2 separate regions of the Homo sapiens genome follow, and region 2 is linked to region 1. The links are chromatin loops, found by intact Hi-C in ENCODE. Cell type or tissue: natural killer cell. All regions are shown on one strand. Each heading gives the region's core, and the rest is flanking DNA. Links, peaks and the distances in the headings are about the cores only. Region 1 overlaps RPAP2 (RNA polymerase II associated protein 2). Region 2 overlaps EVI5 (ecotropic viral integration site 5).

Region 1 (16,831 bases), core at 6,336-10,335:
CACACACACACACACACAAACAGATGTTTATTGAGCAATGCTATGAGTAAGACTGTGTCTTAGACCCTGTAGGGAATACAAAGATTAAACAAATCCCTTTCCCTCAAACACTTTACAGCCTACTGGAGGTTGAGGAAAGGGAGAAATCATGTGCACAAGTAGCTACAATAAAAAATTGAATGTGTTAAATGCCAAAAAAGAAAAAGGCACAAAATATTGTTGGGATTCATAGAAGTAAAAGATTTCAATTGGGAGGTTATAACAGAAGTAAAAGATCTGTTTGGGGGGCCATACAAAGTTGATGGGTTCAAAAGACAGAAAGGATTTCAAGAAATAGAACAGATGAGAGTATTCTAGGAAGTACCTATAGCGTGAAAAAAGCAAGATAAGGCTGATAACTAGAAGGAAAGGTTGGGTCTGTTGTACTGATGGATTTTTTTTGTTTGTTTTCAGACACAGTCTCTGTTGCCCAGGCTTGAGTGCAGTGACATGATCTTGGCTCACTGCAACCTCTGCTTCCCAGGTTCAAGTGATTCTTGTGCCTCATCCTCATGAGTGCTGAAGACTATAGGCATGCGCCACCACACCCAGCTAATTTTTGTATTTTTAATAGAGATGGGGTTTTGCCATGTTGGCCAGGCTGGTCTCGAACTCTTGGCCTAAAGTGATCTGCCTGCCTTGGCCTCCCAAAGTGTTGGGATTACAGGCGTGAGCCACCATACCCTGCCCCTGAGATAAATTCTTTAATGGCAGACAAACTTAATTCAGTGGGTAATGAAAGTCATTTAAATTTTTTGTTTTTGTTTTTTGTGGAGTTTCATTTGCTCGTTTGTTTGTTTTAGACACAGGATCTCGCCCTGTTGCCTAGGCTGCGGTGCAGTGGCGTGATCATAGCCCACTGTAACCTCAAACTCCTGGGTTCAAGTGATCCTCCCTTGATGTAAGTTTTGAGTAGAATAACATCATAAAATCTGTGTTTTAGGAAGGTTAGTCTTTCAGAGATCTGGAGCCAGATCTGATACTATCTTCCACCTTGCGTCAGCCCTTCAAAGGCTTTCAATTGCTCTTAAAGAAAAACTTTTTATTGTGGCCTACATACCCCTGTGGTCTAGCCCTTCTTTCTTCTCCAGCCTCATCTCACACCATCCTACCTTGTTCTCCCATTCCGGTCACTCTGACCTTCTTTCATATGTTTCTCATCATAGTCTTTACCACTGTAGCACACAGGTCCAGAATGTTCTCTCCCCTCTTCCCTTGGTTAATTCCTCTTCATCTTTCAGAACTTGAGGAAGTGTTTCCTCCTCACGAAACTTTCCCTGACTTCCCTGACTAGATAAAATATCTCTATACATAGGCCTTTACAACACTATATACTTTTCTTTCTTAGCACTTATCCTGTTTTCAGTTTTATATTTAATTGTATGATTACTTGATTAATGTATGCTTGTCTCACTGTACTTAAAATTTTTAGGGGCTGGCTCATCTTTATTTTTTTTCCTTTTGAGACAGGGTCTCGCTCTGTCACCCAGGCTAAAGTGCAGTGGCACAGTCGCAGCTCACTAAAGCCTTAATCTCCTGAGTTCAAGTGATCCTCCTTCCTCAGCCTCCCGTGCAGCTGGGACCATAGGCATGCACCATCCTGCTCAGCTTTAAAAAAAAAAATTGTAGAGATAGGGGTCTCACTTTGTTGCCCAGGCTGGTCTTGAACTCCTAAACTTAAGTGATCCCCAACCTTGGCCTCCCAAAGTGCTGGGATTACAGGTGTGAGCCACCATGCCCAGCCTATTCATCTTTAAATTTAAAAAAAACAAAACAGAAAAAACAAATAGACCTATCCTTTGTTCTTGACCTCAGGCTATCATCCACTCACCTACCAAACTTCTTGAAGAGCAAGTCTGCTCTCAGTAATTCCAGTGCTTCTCATTAATCCTTTGCATTCTGTATCTTGCCCCCACCTTTTATGGAATTGATTTTCTCAAAGCCTCTACTAGTAACAGCCTAGTTAAACAAAGAGCAATGAGGCAATGAAATGAAAAGGAAGAGACAAATTATGAGAAACACTACAGCTCTAGAATCCACAGGATTTTGAAAAGCTGGGGAAAGTCAAACATAATTTTAAGATATTAAGACAGGTGGCTGTGAAGATACTGATGCCTTCTGGGAAGTAGGTAGGAAGAACTGATTGGAAGAGATGATGCATTTGTTTTTATTTTATATTTATTTATTTATTTATGAGACAGAGTTACGCTCTTGTTGCCCAAGCTGGAGTGCAATGGCACAATCTCGGCTCACCGCAACCCCCGCCTCCCAGGTTCAAGCAATTCTCCGGCCTCAGCCTCCGAAGTAGTTGGGATTACAGGCATGCGCCACCATGCCCGTCTAATTTTTGTATTTTTAGTAGAGACAGGATTTTACCATGTTGGCCAGGCTGGTCCCGAACTTCTGACCTCAGATGATTCACCCGCCTTGGCCTCCCAAAGTGCTGGGATTATAGGCATGAGCCATCGTGCCTGGCAATGCACTTGGTTTTATACCTGTTTTGCAAGTGCTGAGACTTCCTGTTCAATTTAAGATTTAGGCAGATTATCAGTTAGATGGCTCCCTGACAGGAGTTGAAAATGTGGAACTAGAGCTGAAGAATGGTGATGAAAATCAGAGACCTAGATTTTAGTGTCAGCATTGGGATGGATGAAATGGCAAGAGGCAGAGGATGTTAAATGCAGAGTCAAGATGGGACAGAACTTTGTGGGACAGCTGGATCAAGGCCAAGGATGCCTGAAGAATACAGAGAAAGCAGAAAAGGGGAGGGAGGGGAAACAGACACTTTGAGCACCAACTAAATGCAAACACTGCTAGACTCTACATTATTTTATTTGATTCTCACAATTCAGTCTGGTAATTTGGTAGTGTTCCACTCACCAACGGAAGAAATAGGCTCTGTAAAAACATATACTTTGCCCAAGGTCAGAGCTAAGATTCAGACTCAGACCCTATCTGACTTCAAAATATGTACTTTGCACTGCAGTGTGCCTCAGACAGGTATGTAATCAACCAGAACACTGTTAAAGAGTCCAAAGTAAGTTTAAGTGTCAAGAAAAATGTAGTAACTACCTTTCTAGAGATGAAGTAGTTGCTGTCTGCTAAACGAAAATGAGAATAAGGACTAAGGACTGTGGTCCTGGCAATTAGGTGGTGTGGGTAACCTTCAAGAAAGCAGTTTCTACAGAATGATAGGAGTGGAGACCAGATTGCAAAGGCTGCTATAGTATTACATATGGTGTTGGGGCACTAGACGGAGCAAATGCCGACTACTCTTTTCTTATGGTTGGCAAAAGCAGAAAGGAGAGGGAGTTTATAATCCAATATGATATGATAAATTGTCAGAAGATTCTCAGGATAGTGGAAGTTTGAGCATTTTGGTAGCAGAGGGGAAGGAGACGTTAGACAGGCAAGGCTGGAAGAACTAGAGGGTAACTGGTGGAATGTGGCCCATGAAGAGACTGGGAATGACATCAAAGGTGTATTTGCCTCTTTTTCTTTCCTAACTCCTTTCACCCACTTTCCTACATATCTGCAACATATTTCTCTCTCCTTGCCTTAAATGTCAGTGTTATTTGGTAACATTTTGCCTCCTGTTCTTAATTTCAAAAGTGCAGAAACCAAACCTTGTATATTTCAGCTCCCAAAAACCCATATTGTTAATTTTCATTACTGTTACATTCATTACTGTATTATTAGTTTCATTCTGGCTCTGATTGATTCTTACCTCCCTTTCTCCACAGGTCAATTATTCCCCTAGGAGAATTAATTTAGGCATTTCTGAGCTTGAGTTGTACAGCCACTATGTTTAATTATGGTGACTAACCTTTATTTTCTCATATTCATGACTTTTACCTTCCCCTGCCTTCTCACCTTCCATGACCCACAAGTCGGTTTTAGGAACATAAACATGTAATTTACCAAAAGCAAAAAGCATATATATATATATAATATATATATACACACACACACACATATATATATATATACACACACATAAACACACACACACACACGTAAGTTTCTACATGAGAATAAGAGAATTTCCATTTATCCAATATTGTGTTTGGACAATATGTAAACAGTGCTAAACCAGGAAAGATACCTATAGTAAGTGAGGTAAATTTGAAGCAGTTTTCTTACCAAAACATAATCTCCATGCAGTCAAATACATTGTCTGGATTACTTTTGTCTTCCTAGTGCCAAGCACTTACTCTAGCACTTAGTAAGCATTCAGTGAATATTTGTTGATACATCAAAAGAATGAATGGATGGGAAAAACTTGGATAAATTATTGTTGATATTATGGACTTATGGCATAGATTTGATAACACTGGTAAAATTGCATTGCACGTGAAAAAACAAAAATAGTTGCTTACTATTGTGACTGAAGAAAAGACTTTCATTATAGAGATGTAATCTGTATAATGATTCATATTTTCCCATGTGAATACAGTCTGATAAAGATGGGACTATTTAGCCTTAAAAGAATTGCTACTTTTAACCAAATCCAGCATTGCCTTTTTGCAAATACAATTTTTATAAAATCTTTAATAAAATTAACAAAAAACAAAGTTAGATGTAAATGTGAGATTATCTTTTAATTCATTAGTTATAAAATTAGTAAACACTTTAACTTTTTAAAATGTTTCTTTGATTCAAAACTTTATTCCAAATATTGCTTTTATCTTCCATGGACGTAACTGTTTTCTGTGGACTGACAAAATAGAAGAATTGGTTATAGAGCAGTTAATCACCAGGTCGATAGAGGTGGCACTAAGTCTTTTAGTTATTTATCTGATGCATCACAGATACAATTCTGGAGAATTCTTTAAATGTTTTACATGTTGATATTTGTTCGTTGAATTGGAAGCATTTATCAAATATTAATGGGTCCTAATGGAAATTTTTTACTCAAGAGGCAAACTCTTCCTTTAACTAGTTTTACTGAATGTATTTTAAAACATAGCCTTGCAAACTTAAATGAAAGTTATAAGGAGAAAAAAATTATTCCCAGGTGTATTAAGAGTGCTCGTTAAATTCAAGATCCTGATCACCGAGTGTGTTTTCTCCTCTGTTGTTAAACACTTCCATTTAGATTGTATATTATAGAGACTCAACAGCTTTTAAATATTCTTCCTGCCTCTGGCTTTTCTCATTCTGATAATTCCAGTTAACCAATAAAGTCCTGTGGTTTTTGGAAGCAAAATTCAAATGCTTCCATTTTATTCCTTGTTTAAATATTTTTACAAAGTTTTAAAGCAGATTTTACAAGCCAGAATGGTGAAAAAGAGCCTGGAATTTTCTGCTTCTCACTATTGGCTGTTTGTGTTGTCCCACCATTCGCTTTGAATGAGTTTGGGATTTGGCTGTTTGTCATTTTAGTACAGCTCAAGTATAATCTGCCTTAAAGATGGGAACATATCAGAATACACAAGGCTTAACATTGAAAATTCCGAGTGCAGCAAAAGCACTTCAGAAACTGCTCAAAACTGCTTGGTGAACACCTGCAATTTTTGTGGTGGTGAAAAGACATTACAGTAATTGAATCTCCAGGACTATTTCCATTTTATTTATATACTAATTTTCTTTTCAGTGAGTTTTGAGGCCCCACATTATAATGTTTTTTATCACTTACAGGTTTTTCATTGCAATGAGTGACAAATCTGCTGCACTGCAAAAATGTTTCATGAGAATAAAAAAATTGCCAGGTTATAACTAGTATTATTCTGGTTTCAGTGCAGAAAAAAATGTTGCTCTAAAATACTAAGACTTACACAACTTTTACATGCTCCAAAATCAATCAAGTTCCCAAACATATAAAATTAAGTGCCACTAGCTAATTCTTTGCAGCCAAGGTTATACATTGAGATAGAAGGTTATACATTGAAAGTAGGAGTAAAATCTATACTCCTTCTCCAGGGGGAAAAAAATGCACATTTGAAAAAATAAAAGCCTTTTTATAATTTGAAGGAGTCTATGAACCCCTGCATCTCAAGTTAAGATAAGGAAGTGGAGTCAGTAAACGTTGGCTTCTCTTTTGAGGAACCTGATGATAAGGGTAGGAAAGAGATTGAACAGTAACCATTTGTTTTGGATAGAAACAGACTTAAGCATACGGTATGGAGAAGGAGCCAATAAAGAAAAATAATTTGAAGCTGCGGGCAAGGTAGATACACATGATGGAACAGGGCAGGTCTCAGAGGAGGCACAAGGAAATGTGATCATGGCACAGGCAGATGGAATAGTGTGAACAGGAGAGAAATACTACATCTTCTGAGACAGGAAGAAAAGAACAGCGTGGCTGCAGATGCATTTATAGGTAGAAGGGAGAGATTTTTACATCATGCCTAACAACTTCATTTTTCAGTGAAGTAGGGTATGAGGTTCTCTTCTAAGAGTACAGAAGTTACGGTTGTATAAAGAGTGAAAACACAATTGACCCTTGAACAACATGGGTTTATGGGTTTGAACTGTGCAAGTCCACTTCTATGCGGATATTTTTCCACCTCTGCCACACTTAAGATAGCAAGACCAACCCCACTTCTCTTTCTCCTCCTCCTCAGCCTACTCAATGTGAAGACAAGGATAAAGACCTTTATGATGATCTACTTCCACTTAATGAATAGTAAATATATTTTCTCTTCTTTATGATTTGCTTAACATTTTTTTTCCTCTAGCTTACTTTATTATAAGGATCTAATACATATCCTTACATATGCATTATGTAATATTTATTATAAGCATATAACATAAAATATGTGTTAATCGACTGCTTATGTTGTCTCTAAGGCTTCTGGTCAACAGTAGGCTATTTATAGTTAAGTTTTGGGGAGTCAAAAGTTATATACAGATTTTCAACTGCATGGGGGAGGGGGTCAGTGTCCCTAATGCCTGCATTGCTCAGGGGTCAACTGTAATGATAATGGAGTAGTCATTGAGAGGATCCAGAAAAGGAGCTAATTCAGGGTGAGAGAAAATTGACAAGTGACATTAAGTATCCAGATGAGGCTACAGATCATGGATTTGTAGTGGTATCGACCTTCAGGGTTCCCTTCTTCCCCATATCTCCATACCACCAGTAGTTTCCAGCCATCTATTATAGGTATGGAGAAAGCAGATTGCAACATTTATCTCAGGGTGTAGGTTTTGCTAGGTAGAAAAGCTAAAGCAAGGATGCAAGAGGTTTGGAAGAGTACTAATGAGATAATAGTTCAAAAAATCAAGACAAATATAAGGAAGAAAAGTAGAGTTACCTAGAAAGAAAATTGGTCATCCTCATCAAATAATTCTTGTGTTTCTCCCCCCAAAATGGTATCTTCAGCTCTGACATCTCTCCTAAATCGTAGACCAAATTTTTTTTTATTTTTTGCTGGGCACCTTCATTTGGATATCTCCCAAGCATTTCAAACTCTCAAATTTGAGATTAAGTCATTTTGCCTTTCAAATGGCCCCTTTTGGTGGCATTGGTATCCTCCTAATTACCCAGAATTGTGCTTCTCTTTATCTCTCATATCTAATCAATTGCTAAGTCCTTTTAGTTCTGTATACAGTTAGCTTTCTCCATTGCCACTGCTACTAACCCACATTAGGCCTTCATTACTTGCCTAGACTGCTGCAATTATAGCCCTCCCAAGCAGGTCTCCTTGCCGTGTGTCTCTTCATTCAACTAGTCCATCCTTCCCTCTAGCTTTAAAAATCATCTCACTGAAGCTTAACTCTGATCAAGGCAGGCCTTTGTTCAGCAACTTAGTGACTTCCCAGCTCCTACCAGATAATTTTGCATGAAATTCAAGGCCCTTCAGAAGTGGCCCCAACTTACCTATTCACCTTATTTCCCTTTTATGTCTTCACATTATGTCCACTGACTGTTTCCCCCACAATCATCTTCAATAGGACTTGACCTATGCTTGAAACTTATTTTCTTTTCATATCTGCCTATTCTAGCCTTCAAGATCCAGTTCAAATGTTACCAACTCCTTAGAAGCCTTCCTTAACACCCCACAGTCAGAAATAATACCTCCCTTGTATAAACCCCCTTAAGTAAGACCTCTCATTGGGCCCTTCTGCTTTGTTACACATTTATATAAAAATCTCATTTTCTTTACTATCCGATTTCTTCCAAAAGTGTAGTTAACAAGTATAACAAATAAACAGAACTACACAAATTTATTCAATTCAGAACTTTAACACAGCTTCACATCAGTTGTTTTCAATACTGGCTATACATTAGAATTACATGGGGAGGTTTTAAAAAAATACTAATGGCTGATTCAAAGATTTTGATTCATTGGTCTTGGGTGGGGCATGGGCATAAGAATTTTTTAAGTTCCCCAAGTGATTCTAATTTGTGCAGGCAGAATTGAGAACCACTGTCTTAATTCTAGTGCACATTGGTGTGCTAAGTAGAGAAGTGCTAAATCAGTTGACTTAGCTGCATATACCAGGATTTGCTTGGTTAGAGGTACTTAACCTTTTTTCTAAAATCGTTAATAGTTTGAAAGGTTCCTCTTGACTATCACAAAGGAAGGGTGAATTAGAAACAGCAAAACTGTTGGTTTTCATTTGTACGTTTTATTTGGTTATGACAGATTTCAAAAATTATTTGAAGAGTATATCCAAGTGGGTCTTTGAAAATTGTAAGATCTACTCAGTTCTTAAAATGAATCAGACATGTGAACTTGTGTGGTCTAGCGGTTAGAAGTGTAGACTAGTGGGAGTACTTCTGGGGTTATTTGTTCATCTTTTACTGACTTACATGACCTTAAGAAAGTCACTTGAGCCTCAACATTTCCTGCAACTTCACAGAAAGGTTGAAGACCAACAAGTCAGTCTCATAAAAAAAAAATTTAACAAACTTGGAAATCACGATAGCTTCTTAGGTTTGACTGAGTTGTTGAGATCTTTCCTGCCACAAAGGGAACAACTAGGAAAGAACTGGCATTCAGGAGAAGCTCTCTAGCTCCAATTTAGAAAGTTTCCCACCATCCATTTTAAAGTATCTGAATGTTTTAGCCGGATGTGGTGGTGCTTGCCTGTAGTCTCGGCTATTTGGGAGGCTGAGGTAGAAGGATTGCTTGAGCCCAGGAGTTTGAGGCTGCAGTGAGCTGTGATTGCACCACTGCACCTCAGCCTGGGTGACAGAGCCAGACCATGTCTCTTAAAAAAAGTGTCTGAATTTTAAATTTAGCTCTGACCTCTTGGCATTTGTTTCCTTATCAATTATAAAACCATATTTACTGAAAAACAACATCAATAACAGCAGTTTAGCAAAGTACCACAAAGTAGTTACCTATGCATGTGGCCCAGTCCATGTTATTTTATGGAAAAACAAAAACTCTTCAACAGGGTGACAGGTTCGTTCTCTATGCCCAGGGAGCTATTGTGTTACTTTGGGGAGGAAGCCAGGGGCCACATGTGAGACAGATGTTTTCGGTGTCTCACTAATGGAGTTGAATCTTCTGCCTTTTCCTCAATAACAAACAAGCAAGGCAGAGAAAGAGTTAATATTAAACATGAAATTGTAATTACTTTCATGCTAAGGAGCATGCAGTATATATTGTATATTTTATCTAACATACAGATAAAATTCCTTTTGAAAGTATATACCAGACTTTTTTTTCAGTATCTGAGAGAGGCATTTTGCAAAATGTCTGGGGTTTGTATGGAGCCCTGCAATTTCTGGAAATAGGTGACATTTTGACCCTTGGTGTTACTGGTCACAGCTCTTCATTTCAGTTTTGATTGTATGGGTGTGCAAACAGGTATTTTGGTTTAATCCTTGATCATTTACCACTTGTTCTTGTAGAAAAGGGAGAAATCTCTACTCAAGTTTTAGAAGAAGATAAAATATGGGTAAGGTGACAGTTGTTACTGCCATGCAGGAAGAAAATATTGGGGCTTGATAGATAAGCAAATAAACAAGATACCTTTGTGATAAAGGTCTCCACTTTTAGCACTCTTCTTAGCCAGTATGACCCTCAATAATTCCTTTACCATCTCCAAAGCTTCAGGTACTTCAGCTCTCAAAAGGAAAGTGACTGGATAGGTTGCACCTAAAACACATTTGGGAAAATTAAGTGTGATTTCCTCAAATATAACCGTATAGCCTCCTAAAATAAGACTATGCTGTTAAACCTCTTCTTTTAGATTCTTTACTTACCCAACCCATTATTAATTAGTGCCTCATCTATCCCAGACGGCTTTTGCGTTTGTTTGATTGTAAGCCTTCAAAGTGTCAGGTATTATAATACCCATTTGTTTTAATTGGTTAAAGTGATAAACATAGTGCCTGTGCATGTACACATTGAAGGTATGGCTGTTTGACAGAAATAATCTTCCTACCTTCTCCTTCCCAGCCCTAACTTCTGAAGGGTGAGAGAATGAGTGTTTAAAAAAATTTTCTTTTCAGCCCAATGTTATCTTTTAGCAGTCTTTACATCTTCATCACCTTTATGCATGGTAATCAGCAGAACAGGTCTCCCTACTGCAGCAGAACTCTGCATGAACCCAGTAATTTCTCAAATCTGATAGGTACAGAAAAGTGTGTGGCCTTTCACTTCCTGTCCCTTCCTCCAACCCCAAACCATAGAGAAGCATGCTTTCTGGTGACATTTTATTCACATAGACATTCTCACAGCTCTTTATTCTGTAAGAAAGATTATGTGGAGTATGAGGAGTGTTGTTCCGTGTCATTTTATAACTGCCTACTCGTTTGATTTTGCAAATTTGGAAATAAATTATGAACGCTCAGGAAAATCCTTCTATGAGAGAGTTATTACTTCTGTCCAGTTTTGAAAGTCAGGTTTGCAGCTATCTGTGCTATATCATTTTAGGAAGGTGCCTGATGTGATCTTCACACGTATCACCTAGGATTATTCAGGAAAGGATAATTCAGATTGTGGAGCTACAATATGGAGTTTCCAGTGGTTCAGTATGAGTGCAGTGAGCAAGACAATAGGGACCAGAATGGGGAAGGCCACTTAAAAATCCAAGTTCATGGCTGGCCACAGTGGGTCACAAGGTCAGGAGTTTGAGACCAGCCTGGCCAACACGCTGAAACCCCATCTCTAATAAAAATACATAAATTAGCTAGGCGTGGTGGTGGGCACCTGTAATGCCAGCTACTCGGGAGGCTGAGGCAGGAGAATCGCCTGAACCCAGGAGGCAGAAGTTGCAGTGAGCCGAGATCGTGCCACTGCACTCTAGCCTGGGCGACAGAGCAAGACTCTGTCTCAAAAAAAGAAAAAAATCCAAGTTCGTTACTGACTTTTATTGTACTCCACGAGATAAAAAACATAGAGATTCATCAGTTTAGCTCTACTTGCTCAATAAACCACAACTTTAACTCTTTATATATATTTTTCTGTTGACAGAATACAAACTGGTGACTTCCAAAATTATGGGTACCTTACTTCTGAGGTTTAGTCAAGAGTTTGTACAGCTCTAAATCCTTGGATAGAAGGTTTTAATAAAAATGCCAACTTTTAATTAAAAATCTCTCTCTTGATTCAGTTATCTTGCCCAAACTTGGAAACTCTTCTTACTACTGTATATAATAATTCCTGTTAACCAGATGTTGTTTGATAGCTCAGTAATAACAAATGGAGGGTACTTGTCCTAACCTGATTTACATTCTTTCCTTTTGATGTGTAGCATATGTGGAGCAGTCAGCTAAATAAAGGTCTTATCAATAAGATGCAGTTTGACACTTGGCTTTTTGCTTTTGTTGTTACGCCACTTACCATATGGTAAAGAATTGTTATAGAAGGATATCTGTATTTTCAGAAGTGAGGTTTGAATTGGTGGAGGTTTCATGAGCAGTTTCCTCATTTGTGATTTATACATTGTAAGTTTTTATCATGTGAGTTGTTTTCAAATTATATTCACCAGCAGATAGCCTGTGTTAAGCCATCTTAAGTGTCACCTTTTGAGGTTTTTATTCATACTTAAAAGCAATTGAAAGAAATAACTTTCAACAGAAATCTTTTGTTTTTACTTACAGCCAATCACATTCTCTGCTGATTATTTTAATAAGTATTTCCTGCATAAAACACATTAAATATCAGCTGTAGTATAAATTACTGTTTTTTATTTACATAGAAGTTATTTGGGCCCACCATGTTATTATGGGGTTTTGCTTGTTTGTTTTGTTTATGTTTTAGAGACAAGGTCTGTCTCGCTGTTTCATCCAGGTTGGAGTACAGTGACATGATCATAGCGCACTGTAAACTTGAACTCCTGGGGTCAAGTTTACAAGTTGTGGGAACCGATCCTCCCACCTCAGCCTCTTGTTGGGACTTCAGGCGTGCACCTCCACACTCAACTAATTTTTTTATTTTTAGTAGAGATGGGATCTTGCTCTGTTGCCCAGACTGGTCTCAAGTTCCAGGCCTCAAACAGTCTTCCTACCTCAGCCTTCCAATGCACTGGGATTGCAGGTATAAGTCACCACTCCCATCCTGGATTTATTTGATATTCACTATTAGAAGTTGCAAGATTGGAATAGAGGCTTGAGTCCCTTTCATTGTGTATTGGGGTAGGAGTTGTTCATTAATGAAAAAATTAAACAGGTAAGTAATTAGTATATCATAATTTATACTGCACAGATAAAGGAATAAGGAGAAAAGAGGAGCCTGGGGAGTCAATTTAACAAAAGAAAAAGAGAGGAAGCAGGTGTTTGGTAAGATCTTGCAATTGTACTTCAAAGAAAGATAACCTGAAAGTAAACATTTTTATTTTGTATGTTTCTCTTTCTGTGAGACAAGAGTCTTGCTCTGTCACCCAGGCTGGAGTGCAGTGGTGCGATCTCGGCTTACTGCAACCCCCACCTCCAGGGTTCAAGTGATTCTTGTGCCTCATCCTCCCAAGTAGCTGGGACTACAGGCATGTGCCACCATGCCCAGCTAATTTTTGTATTTTTAGTAGAGATGGGGTTTCACCATGTTGGCCAGGCTTGTCTTGAACTCCTGGCCAAAAGTGATCCGCCCGCATCAGCCTCCCAAAGTGCTGGGATTACAGGCATGAGCCACTGTGCCCAGTCTATTTTATGATATATTTCTGTGGGGTTGGACATGTTTTGTTTTATATTTTGAAGTACTGAATTTGGACAGTTTGGACAATATTTATATTATGGGGCACTACGCTTTAAGAAAATGATAAGCTAGAAGTGAGTATAGGAAAGAACACCACTGCAAACACCAATCCCAATAGGGAGTAGTCAGATGGCATCTATAAGGAAAGATTAAAAAGACTTGGAATTAACTGAGAATCATTTTCAAGAATATGAAGGAATAACTTCAAGAGCTTTCGTACCCCCCCACCAAAAACACCCACAAAAGTTCCATGAAGAAGAAAATAAAATCCTGCAAGAGACATTTAGATTATATATGAGAAACAGTGTCTAGAATTTAAGGTTTATTAACTGTTGCAGCATGCTACACATAGAAGTGTAGAATCTCCATCCTTCAAAATCATGTAGGTAGTTTATTAGCAGTTTTGTGAAAAGAGACCAAATCACTATATTAAGAAAGGGTCTATTCTGCTTACTTTGGTGAGACTTTAAAAAAAAACACGGGGGTGGGGGCTTTGGGTCTCATTTAATTCTTAATAGAAGGAGACTGAAAGGGAGTATAAATCCCCAAAACAGTTGAGTCTTCATTTTGCTGATACTTTCTGCTATTCTCATTTACCTAAAAAAAATAAAAATATACCCCATGCAAGAATAGTGATAGCCAGAATTACACAGAAATAAAGACCTATAGATAACAAGCATTGGTGAAGATACCTGGAAAAGGGAACCCTTGAACATTGTCAGTGGGAGTGTAAATTAGTACAGCCATTATGGAGAACAATGTGGAGGTTCCTCAAGAAATTAAAAATAGGCCGGGCACTGTGGCTCATGCCTGTAATCCCAGCACTTTGGGAGGCCAAGGTGGGTGGATCATGAGGTCAGGAGTTCGAGATCAGCCTGGCCAACATGGTGAAACCCCGTCTCTACTAAAAATAGAAAAATCAGCCAGGCGTGGTGGCATGTGCCTGTAATCCCAGCTACTCGGGAGGCTGAGGCAGGAGAATCACTTGAACCTGGAAGGCAGAGTTCGCAGTGAGCTGAGATCGTGCCATTGCAGTCCAGCCTGGGCAATAGAGTGAGTCTCTGTCTCAAAAAAAAAAAAAAAATATATATATATATATATACCTACAGTATAATCCAGCAATCCCACTGAAGGGTGGGTGGGTGGGTAGGTATCTAGGTAGATAAATAAGACAGATGGATAGATAGATAAGATAGATCCACAGGAAATGAAATCAGTATGTCAAAGAGACATCTGCACTCCCATTTTCATTGCAGCATTGTTCACAATAGCCAAGATATGGAATCAGCCGAAGTGTCCATCAACAGATACATGAATAAAGAAAATATGGTATATATATTATATACATATAAACAGCGGCATATATTCAGCTTTAAAAAGAAGGAAATCCTGTTATTTGTGACGACATAGGTGAATCTGGAGGATGTTAAGTTAAGTGAAATAAGCCAGGCACAAATACAAATACTGCACAATCTCACTTATATGTGGAATCTTAAAAAAAAAACCTGGGCCAGGTGCAGTGGCTCATGCCTGTATTCCCAGCACTTTGGGAGGCTGAGGTGGAAGGATTGCTTGAGGCCAGGAGATTGAGGCTGCAGTGAGCTCCGATTGCACCACTGCACTCCATCCTGGGTGACAGTGAGACCCTGTCTCAAAAAAAAAAAAAAAAAAACCAGAAAAAGCAAAACAAAAAGAAGTATCTTACACCTAGAAAGCAATAAATATTAGCCATTATTATCATCATCATCAAAACAGTAGATTTAAGTGTTCTTACCACATAAAAATAAGTATATGAGGTAATGCATATGTTAATTAGCTTGACGCAGTCATTCCACAATGTACACATATTTCAAAACATCATGTTGTACTCCATAAATATATGCAATTTTTATTTGCCAATTAAAAAATAACTTTATGTAGATACCCTAAATTGCTTCTTCCCTTGGCCAAGTAAATCTCATATCATTTAGAATGAAAAGAATTTCCTCTCCTTTCATATTTCACCTATAAGGCTTAATTAAGTACTTTTGTTCCTGAGAAAGGGACCAAGCAACCACTCCAGGCCCAGCCCCTTGCTCTACAGTTTCCTTTGTAGTTCTGGAAGTGAATTAAAGCTAACGCCTAAGCCTGCTCAGTGGCACATAGCACTATTCATGCTTAGCCAGTCGTAGGGCTTCCCAGACAACACTGAATTCCAGGACAAATGGAAGTGAGGAAGAGAATTTCAGTAACAAGTGGTAGGTCATGATTTAATGCCTGATGAATTTAAAGCTCATCTCACACCTCACTGATGGATGTTTTGAAATATTCTGGCAGGAAGATGCAGAATGTGTGGCCTGGGGGAGGGGGAATGAAGAAAATGTTTCCTCCATTCTTCTAAAAATGAAAGGAGGGGAGCCCAGCACAGTGGCTCACACCTATAATCCCAGTCTCTCAGGAGGATGAGGTAGGAGGATTGCTTGAGGCCAGGAGTTCAAGACCACCCTGGGCAATATAGCAAGACACTAAAAAAATTTTTTTAAAGTAGCCGGGTATGGTGGCACATGCCTGTAGTCCCAGCTATTAATACTTTGGAGGCTGAGGCAGGAGGATTGCTTGAGCCCAGGAGTTCGAGGCTTCAGTGAGCTATGATCGCACCACTGCACTACAGCCAGAGTGACACAGCAAGGCCTCATCTCAATCTTCCAAATGAGAGGAGGAAAATTTTGTGAAAGAGAAAAACATTTCGGTAATCACAATAAATAATTGTCCTCTTAAACTAGTTCTTCAACAAGTAATTATTGATGATCTACAGTGTAACAGGCACGACGGATACAGTGGACACAATATATGAAGTCATTGTCCTCATGACGTTCACATTCTTTTGGATGGAGATAGACAAGCAAACAAATAGACAATTATTAATGATGATGGAGAAAAAGCAAAGAAAGGAAGTAGAGAGGTGAGACTGAGGATGGATTTTTAGAGGGAAAGGTGACATTAAACAAAACTGAATCACATGAAGGATCCTACCATGCAGAGAACTGAGGGGGAATATCCCCAAGCAAGCCTCTAAAGAAGCCTCTAAAGTGAGGACAAATTTAACCTCAGCACAAATTGAGATATGGTTAGCCAGTATGATTGGAATAGAATGAGCCAGGGAAAATACTCTCTCCAGCTGGAAACTTTTATGAGATAGTTTTGGTTACTAAGCATCCTCCATCCGTAAGTGGTCCAGTATGTGAGAGATTTTTCATAGATCAGCCCGTGAATATCCTAGAGCTAAACGGTTCCTTTAGATTTCTCATCTCCTGTTGTAATTGCTCTAATCATCAGAGCGATAGTATATAAAGCATTACATTAATGACTGAGTTATTCATTTTAAATTAAAACTGTAAGGCCATGTACAGTGGCTTACACCTGTAATCCTAGCACTTTGGGAGGCCAGGGCAGGCGGATCACCTGAGGTCAGGAGTTCGAGAGCAGCCTGGCCAACATGGTGAAACCCCGTCTCTACTAAAAATAAAAAAAAAAAAAAAAAAAAAAAAAAAAAAAGTAGCCAGGCGTGGTGGTGGCGCACCTGTAATCCCAGCTACTCGGGACTCAGGCTGAAGAACTGCTTGAACCCAGGAGGCGGAGGTTGCAGTGAGCAGAGATAGCGCCATTGTACTCCAGTCTGGGCAACAAGAGCAAAACTTGGTCTCAAAAAAAAATAATTA
Region 2 (16,831 bases), core at 7,460-11,459, 220 kb after region 1:
CATACCACTTAAAAAGTTGAACAATTAAATGTGATGGTGCATCAACCTAAGAGATTGAAGAGAAAATGAGAAAGGTTTTCTCTACAGTTCTAAGTAGCATGGTTTTAACATGTTATAGTGCAGCAAAACTGAGACGAATAGAATGTCAAGTTGCTTTGAGCAAGTGTTTGGGATAAAGGTGGGGTTTAGTAGTGTATAATATTGAAAAACACTGGGGAGGTAAGAGAAAGAAAAGAAGTGGATCTCAAGCATGTTTAAATCCATACATTTAGTCAGGCTCATTTTTAAAGAGAAGTTGTAAAGGGTATCCTTAAGAGTCCATTCTTGTTTTTTAATCTGTTTGTGCTTGTTTTTCTATAAACAGAGTGGGGGAACATTTTAAAACATACAATAAACTGTTTATAAATAAATCTATACATAATTTATAAGGTCCTAAAAATGAATTTTTAAAAATCTGTGTTTTTAACATTGGTTATAACTTACCCTATCTTGGAAACTTTCTTAGGTAGGAAGACAGCAGATTTTAAAAGCTATGTTTCGAGCCATAGGTTTTAAAATACACTACACAATTGGACAGGTTGCTTACAAGTTGTGATTTTATTTTTTGAGCATTTAATCAGTTAACACCTAGTTAGTGTATCAGATGCATAACTGAAGTAGTAGAAAGTGCCCCAGACTAGGAGGCAAATATAAAAGCATCGAGTCCATTATTTTACAACTTACAAAATTTTCCCCTAGTTTTCAAACTTTTCAAATCTATAGAAGAGCAGAAATAATAGTACAATGACACCCATATACCCTTCAGCTATATTCACCAATTACCATTTTGCTACGTGGGCTTTCGTTCTTTTGCTCTCTATGTGTACATATGTGTGCACACACACAGATTTTTTTCCTGAACCACTGGAATGTAAATTGCAGGTGTCATGACATTTTACTACCGTATATTTCATCATGCATCCTCTAAGAATAAAGAACTGCCCTATGTAACCAAATGTCATCATAACACTTAAATTTACAGTAAGTCCATAATATCACTGAAGATAGTTTTTTTTCAGATTTCCCCAAAATGACTCAAAATATTTTATAACTGCCCATAATCAAACCAAGGTTCATGGTTACATTTTGTTATTATATCCCTTTAGCCTCTTTTAATCTACAAGAGTCCCTGTGCCTTTTTTTTTTTTTTTTTTTTTTTTTTCTGAGACAGAGTCTCACCCTGTTGCATAGTCTAGAGTGCAGTGGCATGATCCTGGTTAACTGCAATCTCTGCTTCCTGGGTTCAAGCGATTCTCATGCCTCCCGAGTAGCTGGAAGTACAGGCATGCACCAGCACACTTGGTTAATTTTTGTATTTTTAGCAGAGACAGGGTTTCACCATGTTGGCCGGGCTGGTCTCAAATTCCTGACCTCAAGTGATCCACTCACTTCAGCCTCCCAAAGTGCTGGGATTACAGGCATAATCCCAGCCACCTTGCCTGACCTTATGCATTTTAGAATTTTTATCATATTGTTAATTTTTTGGAAGAGTCCAAGTCTGTAGATTGTATATTATCTAAGCTGAAACAGAAACATTTTCCATTCCAACATTATTCCAAATAAAATACTGTTTTTATTCCTTGTTCCCAAACCAAATAGGCAGCAGAGTAAACTAATACAATGCATATTTAAGGGTTGGGTAAATCAAAGGATTAAGTATAGAAGACATGGGCACTAAAACTTAAATATCTGAAGTGAAGGACTCAGAAAACATAGGAACAGTGCTAAAAGACACTGGTAAATATGTATGACATGTATTCTACCTTAGAGTCATATGTATGATATTATGTATACATGTCCTACACATATGTATGTCATGTGTACATATGTATATTAGTTAACATACATATTTTGTATATGTACATTAAAAGTTAAACATAATATTGGCAGTTACAATTTTTAAATTTTTTTGCCTTATGTTAAACACAAGTATTGGTAGTTATAATTTTTAAATTTTTTGCCTCTTATTAAGAGACTAACCTATAGATTTAACCTTTCAGTGCTATGAAGTCCAAAGAATTCTCTCCATATTTAACATGACTTTATTTTTAAATTTTTACTAAAATATAAGTAAAATTATTAAGAAGAATATTGATAAAATGTATCAAGAGAGATAGCTAACAGGGGTAGAGTAAAAAGGTCAAATACAAAATACTGGTAGGCAAGTAACTGAATAATTTTTAGAGCAGCATTCCTACTAGAATGTCTGGTACAGAAGTGGCTTTTGAATGGCTGATTTTTACATACAAATTTACCTGTAGTTTAAGACATCTGACAGACTGCTAGCCCACTGATTCTGGTTCCTAGTTCTGTCTATATCGCTGGGCAAATACAAGAGTGATATGTATTCTCCCAGTTAAAAATAAGAATCTGAGCCCTTTGATACAACTCTTAATGGCTGAGCCTCTTGTCAATCTTACATTTTCATTGTCATCTTTGGTAGTTCAATGATAACCACTGGAATATTCACTGGAATAACATGGGGAGCATTTAAAACTTGTCAGAAACCTGGAATTCCCTTTGTAGCTTTGGGGCTAGGATTGCCAGTAATGTCCAAAGCATGAAAATAAGTGCTGAGTGCCACAAAAGGACATGAAAAAAACCTTGTAAGATACTTAAGACTTCAGAATATACTGAGAAAATGGCATTATCTCTATAACAGGGTGAGAGAACTCTAGGCCATACTCTTGCCAAGTCCAAATCAGCCTCTATACATGTTAGTCTACCAGTTCAGCAGAAGGGCCCCAATATAATTCCCTTTAAGGAACAAAGGCTTCCCTTTTCACCCCATGAAGCTTCTCCTGTTCTGTCAGGCATAGGCAGACTTAGGCTTGCTCATCTTCCCCAGGATCCTGCCCATTTCTCCTCCTCCCTTAATTTTCACTTCAGAATATGCTGGTCTGATTTGAAATATAAATTTAAGGGATTAGCTCACACCACTTGTAGGGACTGGCAGCCTGGAAGTTTTTGTACGGCTTGCCGGCAGGGCAGAAGTCCAGGAAATCCAGGTCAGACTTGATGCTGCAGGGTAGCATCAGTAGGGCGGGCCAGCAGGCTGTCTTGAGGAAAGCTGGTTAGTGAATGCTTCATAAGTTTTCATCTGAACCAAAGCCGGTTCCTAAGATGCCTTCTTCAAACTGTTGGGATCACTTTAAATACACAACAAAGCCTTTCAGCCTGTTCTATCATTTGTCTCTTTGCAAAAAATATTTTATAGAGTAGGTGGATGACTTTAAATTCTGGGAAAGCATAGGGTTAGTCACAAAGAAACCTCTAACAAAGGGAGGATCTGCCATAAAAGGAAAGCATCAAATATCCACTCATTAAGCTTCATTTTGCTCATGAGACATTGCTCACACAGCTGGAAAATTCTGTAGCTGAAGAAAATGTGATTCATCTTCTAGACAGATATTTTAATATCTTCATATTCCACGGCATGGGATTATCTCAGTGAAAGTTTTAGACCCATTTTTGCTTTCTGGCTTTGTTGTTGTTTTTTTGTTTGTTTTGGATACCATAAACTCTAAACAGATGCTTTTGTTTAGTGCAAGGTAGCTTTTGTCTTTTCCCTGTAAGGAAAGGCGCTATGGTGCTATATTTCATTTACTAGTGATAAACACTGTCATGCTAGATTAAGTTAAGATTCTGACAAGTCTTTTGGGTGGTGGTGCACTGCATACCATGACTTTTAAAGAATTAGTTTGAAAAGCCCTTTCTGGATCCATGTGAACGCTATTTCATCTTTCTGTCATTCTACTAATCCACATTGTTATTTCTCTAGATGCTCTTCTCCCAGCTTGATGACTATTATGGTCTAGAACTATTACCCCCATATGGTGGATTCTTGTCACCATTTCTTTCTTTTAGCAAAACTAAAGTGTGGAGAAATTCTGGAATGAAAAATTAATACTAAATCCTCTTTTTTTTGGCATGGCCTCTTTACCTGTGTGTATCCTCATAGGTGGCTTGAACTGAACATAGCCTGGGCCTGGCCCCAAAAGCACTAGAGATTTAAAATGGACGGCCGGGCGCCTGTAATCTCAGCACTATGGGAGGCTGAGGCGGGCGGATTACGAGGTCAGGAGATCGAGACCATCCTGGCTAACACGGTGAAACCCCGTATCTACTAAACAAAATACAAAAAATTAGCTGGGCGTGGTGGCGGGTGCCTGTAGTCCCAGCTACTCGGGAGGCTGAGGCAGGAGAATGGCGTGAACCCGGAAGGCAGAGCTTCCAGTGAGCTGAGATCGCGCCACTGCACTCCAGCCTGGGAGACAGAGCAAGACTCTGTCTAAAAAAAAAAAAAAAAGAAAAGAAAATGGACTCAGTGGTTAAGTAACTTATCAAGGACCACATGACTAGCCAGGAAAAAGCAAGGAGTAGAAGCCAGGTTTCACTCTTAGTCCCATTCTCTTTATATCATTATAAATGGCTCCAATATAAACCATGGTTTTGTTTGTTTGTTTTTAAATAGAGACCAAGTCTTGCTACATTGCCCAGGTTGGTCTCAAACTCTTGGGCTCAAGTGATCCTCCTGCCTCAGTCTCGCAAAGTGCTGGTATTACAGGTGTGAGTCATCATACCCAGCCTAAACCTAAAATCAGGATTTTGATTTGAGACAGATCATAGCAGGACATGTGCTAGAATTGTTTTTCTAAAAATGCAGTACTTATTTTATGTTATTCATGTATCTTTTCTTGAGCCCTCTGTAAAGAGTGATATCAAGTCAAAGTTGGGAAGCAAAGCTGTCAAAGTTTCTCGTGTATCTTCTGTAGCATTGGATGATCAGATGGCTCCTAAATATTCATCTTATTAATAAACCATTCCCTTCCCTAGTCTGTCTGAATGGCCTATGAAGAGTTTATTTTGCCAAAAAATATTTAAATCAACTGATCAGACTATTAGTGTATTCAAATTTAATAAGAGAGCCAATGGAAGGAGGCCAGTGTGGAAAACCAGATTATAATTACTTACGAATCCCTTCTCATATGAAGTCAAGGGAGACCAAGGTACAAAAAATAAAACAAAGATAAATCAAAGACAGCCTATAAAAAATATCAATGGTATTTTATATATTTCACGGAAATAATATACTATAAAATTAATTTCCTTTTTCAGCAATTTTAATGTGATGGTTTGGTTTTACTGTGACTAATACAGTTATTAATAGCCATTTTTCCCCTCTGTATACATTTCTCCATTACTATTTATTACTTTTAGCTTATAAATGGGAGTTCACCTTTTGTATAGAAAGATCTAAATGTTTGAGGGGAAAAAACTAGAAAAAATAGTTTTAACTAAAAAACAAAAGAAAGATATGAGCTCTCAAACTCCTGGGTTCAAGTGATCCACCCGTCTTGGCCTCCCAAAGTGCTGAGATTACAGGTGTGAGCCCCCGTGCCCAACCTAAATTATTTAACTTAAACGGTCGCTTGTGATTAATAAACAAAGTAGAAATGTATTATAGTTTGTACTATCTATTTTACAAATGATAATACTGAATCTTCAAGCTTCTCTTTAACCTTTCATTGTGAATAAACAATGACTCAGGGAGAAGGAACATTTAGAATAATAATCATATATGTATTATTAAAGTAGAAACAATGAAACCTTCAGAATGACAATGTATTTTTGTTGGAATTTTGTATCTATCATTATCGCTATACACTTATCTGATCAAGCTAAAGAAAACCCATGAGGCTAATGCTTGAACAAGAATGGCATTTAAAATTAATTTATATGTAAACATTTTTTTCAGCAAAATTCTAGAAGTTTGTCCATTTTAGAGTCATTCTTTCCTGTTTAATCCAAAAATCAAATTCCACCCAGCAAGGACTGCTATTCCAATAATGTTGTAATCTTTTGCAATTGTCTGCTAGTGATCCTGATTCATATATTGCATTCATAACAACCAAAAATAAAAGAATATTTAATTAACACTAGGCATTCTAAAAGCTTCAAAGCTTAAGTAATAAATTTTAAAAACCAATCAATGATAGTTAAAGTAAGGGGTTCTCAATTTTACATATTTTGTTAAGCTTTATTGTACAGACTAAAATTTTGGTTTTGTAGGCTCAGTATTACTAAGTTGCTTATTGTATTTAGTAGTTTCTTGTATCACCTCTTGTAAGTATCCAATTCGTTCATCACCAAAGTCATTAGGTTTTTCTTCTGAGAGGGAGGTGCCAAAACATGCTTTTTCAGTTGAATTTTGTGTTTTATCTTGCTTGCCATAACATTGCTGCATACACCTTCCATTCCTGCAAATACACTGAGCCTTGTCAGAACCAACAGTCTTATGTCTCCTAAATTAGTCCTTCATGCACTGGTTGCCCAGGGCTTTGATGTCTGGGGGCAGAACCAGGTGCAGCTGCAAGATATGTCTATACAAGGCCTGGACACAGCACTCTGTGGGTGGACTACCAGCCACTTGTTCAAAGGGCTATCTTATCTTTCAATCTGTTAATTTTATTGAATTAATGTTAAGTTGTTTTACAGTGTGAAGCAACTGTAATTCTTCTTATCCTTGAATTACCTTTCTTCTTGGTTGGGATTTTTGGTTTTGTGAATGGTATTTCTTTCTGCTAAATAATAATCAATAATAATTAATAAATAATATAAACTAAATTGTTGTGCTATTTCTTTTCACCATGTTCATGGCTAGGTGATTGTCCACATATTCCAAGTACGCTAATGATATGGATGACACTAACTATCTCTCCACCATATTTGAGATCTATTTCCTTTGCCTTCCAAGCTCAAGCTTGTTCTCACTTTTCTATAGTCTCAGGAAAATGCACAGTGAAAGAAAAAACCTAGCTAAACAAGGGCTCTTCTTACTCTTCTGAGATTTTGTTAAATATCTTGTACTACCTAGTTGGGGGAATATATCACAAAACCTGAGTTTTAGGATTCAGATCATTTCCCATATTCAGTGTGTTGCCCTAGGGCCTTCACTTAAGAGTGAGGTGTCACTTTTCTGATCTCTTTCACTTGGTTATCCTTTGCAGAAGTTTCTACCACTCCTCAGTCAGAAGATTACATACTCATTTTCCTTCTCTCCACATGTGAGATATAAATGAATTCTCCTGGGATTTTGCTGACTTACACAGCCTGGAAATGGGATAGATAGTCAAGGTTAGAAGCCAAGCCCTGGCAGGCCTCTCTGCTCTACCACTGTCTGCTTCTTTTGTTAGCTGTCACTTTTTAAAGTTTATTGCATTAGGTTATGTTCCTTTTCCTCTCAGGTTTATTGGGCAAGTTTTTGCTTAAAAAAAAAAAAACTATTTACTATTTTGTTAGATAGTTGGGGTAGGTAATTCTGGGAGTTTCAAGCCATCTTTGGTGCAACATTTATTTAAATAAAGTATGTAAAGGAATCTTTACACAGAAAGTACTTAAAACCTGCTACCTGCTCTTATGGCATAGAAGGTCAATACATGACTATTTTCTCCCTCCTAAAATTCATTCAGCAACTATTTGTTGAGCACCTGTGATATGCCAGGCACCAGGCATACAGCAGTAAATAAGACAAACAAGGTTCTAATGTAGTCACGACTCGCTTAACAATGGGGATACATTCTGAGAAATGTGTTGTTAGGGGATTTCATCGTTGTGTGAACACCGTAGGGTGTATTTACACAAACTTAAATGGTAGTGCCCACTATACATTTAGACTATACAGTATAGCCTACTGTTCCTGGGCTACAAATATGTACAGCATGTTACCGTATGGAATACTGTAGGCAACTGTAACACAGTGGTTAAGTATTTGTGTGTCTAAATATTTAAACATAGAAAAGGTACAGAACACATACTGTCTCATAATCTTATGGGACCCAGATGATATATGTGGTCCATCGTTGACTGAAACATCATGGGGTGTGAGAGTTAATTTTTAAAGTAAAAATAATTTCAGGCACTGACAAGAGCCATAAAGAATATAAGACATGATAATGAGACACAGTAACAATGTGAGGGGCCTACTTTACAAAGGTGGTCAGGCAGTGACTTATATCTAGGCTGAGATTTAAATGATGAGAAGGTATCAGTCATGGGAAGATTAGGGAGCACAGAATTGCAATCATAAAAAAGAGCACAAGCAAAAGCCTTAATGTAGGAATGAAAGAGCTTGATTCAAGAAAAAAAAAGGAGGTGAGTAGTTGCTAGAACTAACTGGTGAAGGAGAATGCCATTTAAAATGGGTCAGAGAAATGGGCAGGAGCCAGACAACACTCAGGGACTTTAAGGCCAGAAAAAAAGGTGGCCCTTTTGCTTGGTAGCCCAAGTTTCCTTTGTTACTTTTTCCCTATAATTATCTGGAAGTTCTAGTTCTTATTTCCTTTCTAGCAACAGTTACTTTAAATGTCATTTAAATATACATAAAATATTATAATGATAATCATATAAATTCATAAAGAATAAAAAGTGAACTCATATCCTCTACTCTTTTGCACCAAGCCCTTTACTATCTCCTGAAGGAATATTTCAACAGTTTTGACAGGATCACTGCAGCCAATTTCAATGCATTTAAGTACATATGCATGTAACATATATACATATTAACATGCACATGTACTTAATATATATAAATACAATACATATACTCACAAATGCTTTTTAATACATACAAATGGGAATATATATTCTGCTTATAATTTGCTTTTTTCACCTAGTATGTCTTGTAGATCTTTATTCTTTCTGAAAGACGCAGAATATTCCAGAGTATAAATATACTATAGTGTAACCATTCTCCTACTGATGGGTAGTTACTATTTTTTCTAAATATTAAAAATAACCTTGGGGTCAGGCGCGGTGGCTCATGCCTGTAATCCCAGCACTCTGGGAGGCTGAGGTGGGTGGATCACTTGAGGTCAGAAGTTTTGAGACCAGCCTGGCCAACATGGTGAAACTCCATCTCTACTAAAAATACAAAAAATTAGCTGGGCATGGTGGCACGTGCCTGTAATCCCAGCTACTTGAGAGGCTGAGGCAGGAGAATCGCTTGAACCTGGGAGGCGGAGGTTGCGGTAAGCCGAGATCACGCTACTGTGCTCCAGCCTGGGCGACAGAGTGAGGCTCTGTCTCAAAAAAAAAAAAAAAAAAAAAAAAAAATTAGATTTTTCATCCACCTTCATCAGTTACATAAAGAATACAAAGAAATCTAAAATAGAAGGAAAAAATCAGAATAGGAATAAAATTTTTAAAAAGATGGCTTATTTAAATTTGCAATTATTTTCTAGTATTGTACTGGCCAATGGTATTAGAAGTATAAGCTACTGGAAGTACCAATGCCTTCTCTCTCTCTCTCTTTTTTTTTTTTTTTACATTCTTTCCAGATATCTAATATAACAAACTGAAACTTATAATTAGTTATTAAATTTTCACATATTAACTTTAGGATAGGAAACCACTACTTAATATATTTTAACATTTTACTCCTGGCTATTAACATTTACAACATGGGTTACAAATAGGTATCATACCTCTAAAGGAAGTAACAGAAACAATTAGTAATCTCTCTCTGTTCTTTTTCATAGAGATTTCAAAATAAATCTAAGGTTATGCATAGGATGTGGGTTTTTCTCCGGGAGTAGTATTACAGAAGGTTTGTGGTATTAGAAGGGTCATGACACAATGCAAGTTGCTTAGTCTCAAACACAAGCGTAAAGCTTTCATTTTAAGAATATTTTATATTATACCCACAGATGAAAAATCTAACAAAAAGAGACACGGTGGTACATAAAGATATATTCAAGTGCTCTCTCTTTCGTAAAAAATCAAACCTTTTTAGAGACAATTTAAAAAGCAATCTCTTGATTGTTTAAAAGGTTAAATAATGCTTTTTTTTTTCCAGGCTTTATTATGAAACTATGTTCAACGGTCACAGAGGCAACCACATTAACTTGCAGCATGGATACAAATTTTAAGTTCTACATTGATATTTTCAACGCACATATGAAGCAAAATGTCTTAAGCAAATTATTACTGCATATGAAATTACTATAGTAGAAGAAAACCCAATAATTTGAGTAAATCTGTAACACTTGGTAAGTAATCACTCTGATTAATCAACATCACCTTACTGAAATATCAATAGCAACCACTAGGCTTTAGTAGGTTATTACTGATTTGTACTTTGCCAAAAGAAAAATTAATCAGAATGGTAAATGTGGTAAGCGGTAGCCTCTCCATGACTTCAAGGTGACTCATTTGAAACTTCTAAAAACAAATCATACTCATATCATGTACTACTGATAAGTTTTTGAAACAGTTTCCTGTAATTTAAAGTCATGGACAAAGGTTTGAATATTCTTCTTAGTAATTAGAAAAAGTAAAAGTACACATAAATGTCTTTTAAAAACCAATAATGAAATCTGAAAAATATATAAGGGATAAAAGAAATCAAATATTTGGCTAGTATTTTTCAGTATTAAGACTGATTTAATTCCATTTCAGAAGAGAAATATACATATACACAGGACTAGCTAAAGGCACAGTTTAAAAATACCAGCCCAAGGCCGGGTGTGGTGGCTCACACCCATAATCTCAGCACTTTGGGAGGCCGAGGTGAGCAGATCACCTGAGGTCAGGTGTTCGAGACCAGTTTGGCCAACGTGGTGAAACCCCATCTCTATTGAAAATTTAAAAATTAGCCAGGTGTGGTAGCAGTCACCTGTAATCCCAGCTACTCAGGAGGCTGAGGCAGGAGAATTGCTTGAACCAGAAGGCTGAGGTTGCAGTGAGCCGAGATTGCACCATTGCACTCTAGCCTAAGAGACAGAGTGAGACTCCATCTCAAAAAAAAAAAAAAATCAGCCCAGTGCTTTGCAGGGCTGAGTCAGGATTATTTGAGGCCAGAAGCTCAAGATCAGCCTGAGCAACATAGCAAGACCCCATCTGTACAAAAAATTTAAAAATTAGCAGGGCATGGTGGGGTGTGCCTGTATTGCTAGCTACTAGGGAGGCTTAGGTAGAACTGCTTGATCCCAGGAGTTCAAAGCTGTAGTACGCTGTGATTGCACCACTGAACTCTGTCCTGGGCAACAGAGCAAGACACTCTCCCTCTCTTAAAACAAGTCAGCATTCACACAAGGTCTAAAAGGTAGAAAATATTCCTCATAAATCATAATTTAATTGGAAACAAATCAATTTTGTGACCAATACTTAAAATTTGATATAATTCCAATGGCTCCTAAAAACTATGGACTCACAAACTAGTTTTAAAAAAAATTAGATACTTTTTAGAAAAGTTTTAAATTTACAGAAAAATTGAGAAGATAGAGAGTTCCCACATACCCTCCCACAGTTTCCCCTATTATTAATATATTAGTGTGGTACCTTTGTTACAATTAATGAACCAATATTGATACATTACTACTAAAGTCCTTAGTTTATTCAGATTTCCTTTGCCTTTGTTTTTTAACCTGTTTTTTTTTTTTCCTGTTTCTAGAATTCTATCCAAGACACATTACATTTAGTTGTAATGTCTCCTTAGGTTCCTTTTGGCTGTGACAGCTTCTTAGACTTTGCTTGTTTTTGATGATCTTGTCAGCCTTGAGTCATTACTATTCAGGTATTTTGTAAGATCTCCACAAGGGGAATCTGTCTGATAGTTTTCTCATGGTAAGACTAGGGTTATGGGTTATCAAGAGGAATACCAGAGAGGTAAAGTGCCATTTTCATCATGTCACATGATATCAAGGGTATGTACTATCAGTGTAATTTATGACTGTTGATGGTAATCTTAATCACCTGGCTTAGGTAATCTTTGTCAGGTTTCTCCACTGTAAAGTTACTCTTTTTGTCCCCCATACTTTTCCTTTGGAGGGAAGTTGCTAAGTGCAGCCCATGCTTATGGAGTGGAGATTTATACTTCCCCTCCTTGAGGGTGGAGTATCTACAAAAATTATTTAGAATTCTTCTGCATATTTGTCTCTTAACTCACATTTATTAATTTAATCATCATTTAAATCAATATAGGCTCATGGATATTTATTTTATACTTTGGGTTATAATCTACTTTGGGTTATTATACTTTGGCTTGTGTATTTCAAGTATGTAATACTTCAAAATTTTTTTTTTCTCAAATTGTTCTACCTTTGGTCATTGGGAACTCTTTCAGTTGGCTCCTCTGTCCCTTCAACACACTCCAATTAATGTAGGTTTTTTTTTTTTTTTGGCTGTGTGTGTGTGTGTGTGTGTGTGTGTGTGTGTGTGCATTTTGAGTACTTCCTTACTTATTGGCATTATAAGGTGCTCCAGGCTTATCTTCTATATTTCCTGTCCCCGTCCTAGAATCAGCCATTTCTTTTTTTTTTTAATTTTATTATTATTATACTTTAAGTTTTAGGGTACATGTGCACAATGTGCAGGTTAGCTACATATGTATACATGTGCCATGCTGGTGTGCTGCACAGAATCAGCCATTTCTGTGAGAAGCCCTGGTCCCCTTCACTGGAGAATGGTATTAAAAACCAAAATCTGGGCACTAAGTGTACATAAACTAATTTTTAATAACACCAAGTGAGCATATATATTATGGTACTTAAGAGTCCAAACTCCCCTAATTCTTAACTGAGATCTTACTATGAGCTCATCTTGGGGGATCCAAATGATGTTCTTCAATTCTAGATATAGCAATATCCTAAAAACCTCTAGATACTTCATCCCTTTAAATTTAACTGTGTACTGAAGTTGGACACGAAAGAATCTCTGAACACTTCAGAAAAAAGTTTTTAAACAGAATCTCGCAATCCCTAATGACTAGATAGCAAGCTAGGTAAAGCAGTCTATGTACGTATTTTCCTGACAATTAATATTAAGACAAGATACAATTACAGAAGATATTTTTTCAAATTAAAAATGCTTAAAATTGAGAAATGCCTTAAAGAAAAATGAAAAATATTTTAATATTTAGGTAAATTGCTCAAAACGAAAGCCATAAACGATTGTGCTTCAGGGGCAAAAAAAAAAAAAAAAAACTATTAACAAGTTAGCTCAGGAAACTGGAAAGTACAAACTAATCACAAAGCTTTATGATAAATTCCATCATTTAGTAATGTCATGGTAATTTCACATAATTAAAAAATATAATATTTTTAAGTTAATGGTAAAGGTTTTATCACTTCCTCTCCATCTCTGTCAAAACTACATACTGATCTGAGCACAGTGATTTAAACCTAGCACCCTCATTCTATGTCAGAACAGAATTTTGAGTGGGCGTTTTTAAGCCAAGAGTGGTTGGGGTATTGCCCATCTGAGGCATCCCTAGAGGTTATCTGTTGGGCAAACTAATCAAAATGGGTAAATGTTACTGGGTACCAGGAAAAAAACCAAAAGTTGGATTTGAGTAGACCTACACTCTTTTAAATGAAAAACTTTCCATTACTTGTAACAAAGTGGCGTTAATTTTATAGATGTGCTTAGCCCACAGAAGCTTTTAACATAGTTACAAAAATCAATATGCTTATCTTTATAATAACCAAAATACAAACTCAATCCCAGGTTAAATACTAGAAGGCTTGGGTTTAATTCTCACCTATTTTCCTTAACTAACTGAGGAAAAAATTGACTTTTCTATGTTTTGTTCTACTCCATGGAATTTAGAGATAGCTCCATTTAGTATTAATGTAAAAATAAAGTCTTCAAATAATAAATAGCATTTAGATGGTGGAAAACTCCAGTAATAAGAGGAAACTTAATTTTTTAACCTCATTTCCCTCCAAACTAAATACCATGAATTCTTACAAGTATTTTTTGAATCAGTTCAATTAAATCTTTTTAACAGCTTAAATGTCATCTAACTGATCACTCCCATGCTCAAAACCCTCCAATGATTTTCCATCTGAGTCGGGAAAGGTCAAAGTTTTAGGTCCTACATAATTGGCTCTATTTACCTCTCAGACTTCCTCTAATTCCCATGTCTCACTCCACCCAGACTCTACTTCAGACTTGCTCCTTATGTCAGGCCCTTTGCCTGTACTATTCTCCTAGTAAGTAGTTCTTCCCCCAAATCTTCATGCCTCATCTGATTCAAATGTTTGTTTAAATAAATATCCCCTTCTAATGAACCTTTATAAACCACATTGTGAAAATAGCAACAGTCCTCCATCCCTAATACCAATATCTTCTCATTCTCACATTTTTCTCCGTTGTCTTCCACTGTCTAAATTTCACACCATAAGATTTATTTTTTTCATCTAACTTCTCATTCTACCATAAAGCTCAATGAGGAAAGGGATTTTTGTATTTTGTTCACTAATCCAGGTAGTGTTTAGAATAGTGACAGGCACATAGTAAGTACCCCATAAATATCTACAAAATTGAAACCAATACTTCATTTAAATTAGAAACTTAATCTGTTCTTCACATGTGGGTTTTAAAATTAGAATAACATTTAAAGTCTAATTGATATTTCAAAAAATAAACTATTACATACAAATTATTTCAGTAAATAAACATATTTTGACTGTGGCTAGTATGCCGATATTGGAAATATAAAGTCAAATAATGGTCCTTACCCTCAATGAACTTCAGCTGCACATGGTGGACAGAAAAATTGAAAAGAATTAACTACAGTAGTGTGAGATGGTATAAGAAAGATCTCTAACAAAGGGTATTAGAAGAGCAGAGATACACGAAATCAGGTAAGATGGCATTAACAGGGAATGCTGATCACAACTGGTCAAGCTTAAGCTGACTTTTGGGGGTGGAGCCAATATGGCCGAATAGGAACACCTCCAGTCTACAGCTCCCAGCGTGAGTGATGCAGAAGATGAAAGATTCCTGCATTTCCAACTGAGGTACTGCGTTCATCTCACTGGGGATTGTCAGACAAGGGGTGCAGGACACTGGGTGCAGCACACCGAGCGTGAGCCGAAGTAGGACGAGGCATCACCTCACCAGGGAAGCACAAGGGGTCAGGGAATTCCCTTTCCTAGCCAAGGAAAGGGGTGACAGATGGCACGTGGAAAATCAAGTCACTCCCACCCCAATACTGCACTTTTCCAATGGTCTTAGCAAACAGCACACCAGGAGATTGTATCCTGTGCCTGGCTTGGAGGGTCCTACGCCCACAGAGTCTCGCTCATTGCTAGCACAGCAGTCTGAGATCAAACTGCAAGGCGGCAGCGAGGCTGGGGGAGGGGCGCCTGCCACTGCCGAGGCTTGAGTAGGTAAACAACACAGCCGAGAAGCTCCAACTGGGTGGAGCCCACTGCAGCTCAAGGAGGCCTGCCTGCCTCTGTAGACTCCACCTCTGGGGGCAGGGCATAGCCAAACAAAAGGCAGCAGAAACCTCCGCAGACTTAAATGTCCCTGTCTGACAGCTTTGAAGAGAGTAGCGGTTCTCCCAGCACGCAGCTTGAGATCTGAGAACCGACAGACTGCCTCCTCAAGTGGGGCCCTGACCCCTGAGTAGCCTAACTGAGAGGCACCCCCCCGTATGGGCAGACTGACACCTCACACGGCCGGGTACCCCTCTGAGACAAAGCTTCCAGAGGAACGATCAGGCAGCAACATTTGCTGTTCACCAATATCCGCTGTTCTGCAGCCTCCGCTGCTGATATACAGGCAAACAGGGTCTGGAGTGGACCTCCAGCAAACTCCAACAGACCTGCAGCTAACGGTCCTGACTGTTAGAAGGAAAACTAACAAACAGAAAGGACATCCACACCAAAACCCCATCTGTACGTCACCATCATCGAAGACCAAACGTAGATAAAACCACAAAGATGCGGAAAAAACAGAGCAGAAAAACTGAAAATTCTAAAAAGCAGAGCGCCTCTCCTCCTCTAAAGGAACGCAGCTCCTCACCAGCAATGGAACAAAGCTGGACGGAGAATGACTTTGACGAGTTGAGAGAAGAAGGCTTCAGACGATCGAACTACTCCGAGCTAAAGGAGGAAGTTCGAACCCATGGCAAAGAAGTTAAAGACCTTGAAAAAAGATTGGACAAATGGTTAACTAGAATAACCAATGCAGAGAAGTGCTTAAAGGAGCTGATGGAGCTGAAAACCACGGCACGAGAACTACGTGATGAACGCACAAGCCTCAGTAGCCGATTCGGTCAAGTGGAAGAAAGGGTATCAGCGATGGAATATCAAATGAATGAAATGAAGCGAGAAGAGAAGTTTAGAGAAAAAATAATAAAAAGAAATGAACAGTCTCCAAGAAATATGGGACTATGTGAAAAGACCAAATCTACGTCTAATTGGTGTACCTGAAAGTGACGGGGAGAATGGAACCAAGGTGGAAAACACTCTGCAGGATACTATCCAGGAGAACTTTCCCAATCTAGCAAGGCAGGCCAACATTCAAATTCAGGAAATACAGAGAATGCCACAAAGATACTCCTCGAGAAGAGCAACTCCAAGACACGTAATTGTCAGATTCATCAAAGTTGAAATGAAGGAAAAAATGTTAAGGGCAGCCAGAGAGAAAGGTCGGGTTACCCACAAAGGGAAGCCCATTAGACTAACAGCTGATCTCTCAGCAGAAACTCTACAAGTCAGAAGAGAGTGGGGGCCAATATTCAACATTCTTAAAGAAAAGAATTTTCAACCCAGAATTTCATATCCAGCCAAACTAAGCTGCATAAGTAAAGGAGAAATAAAATCCTTTACAGACAAGCAAATGCTGAGAGACTTTGTCACCACCAGGCCTGCCCTAAAAGAGCTCCTGAAGGAAGCACTAAACATGGAAAGGAACAACTGATACCAGCCACTGCAAAAACATGCCAAATTGTAAAGACCATCAAGGCTAGGAAGAAACTGCATCAACTAACGAGCAA

What was found. Hi-C counts contacts between places; a loop is a spot of excess contacts. Peaks named below come from ENCODE experiments on the same cell type or tissue, not always from the same donor. Only the 100,000 strongest peaks of a DNase experiment are listed, where the experiment ranks them.
Region 2: it touches region 1 in a loop (6-fold over the local background); 1 of 110 quality-filtered maps calls a loop at or near these places.

What each region holds. Positions count from the first base shown.
Region 1 is chr1:92,357,104-92,373,934 of GRCh38, forward strand. All of the region lies in intron 11 of RPAP2 (RNA polymerase II associated protein 2), which reads left to right. It also overlaps a transcript of GLMN not described here. Among named protein-coding and RNA genes, the nearest start is that of RPAP2, 66 kb to the left of the region's middle. RefSeq lists an enhancer at 8,606-8,655. In natural killer cell, for the core only: no CTCF peak of the experiment used is centred there; a DNase peak (open chromatin) is centred at 8,778; H3K27ac peaks cover 1,174 bases.
Region 2 is chr1:92,574,385-92,591,215 of GRCh38, forward strand. The region is part of intron 18 of EVI5 (ecotropic viral integration site 5); the gene reads right to left. It also overlaps the pseudogene LOC107985727. Among named protein-coding and RNA genes, the nearest start is that of GFI1, 96 kb to the left of the region's middle. RefSeq lists a silencer at 10,085-10,234. In natural killer cell, for the core only: no CTCF peak of the experiment used is centred there; DNase peaks (open chromatin) are centred at 9,637 and 10,207; H3K4me3 peaks cover 427 bases; H3K27ac peaks cover 1,344 bases.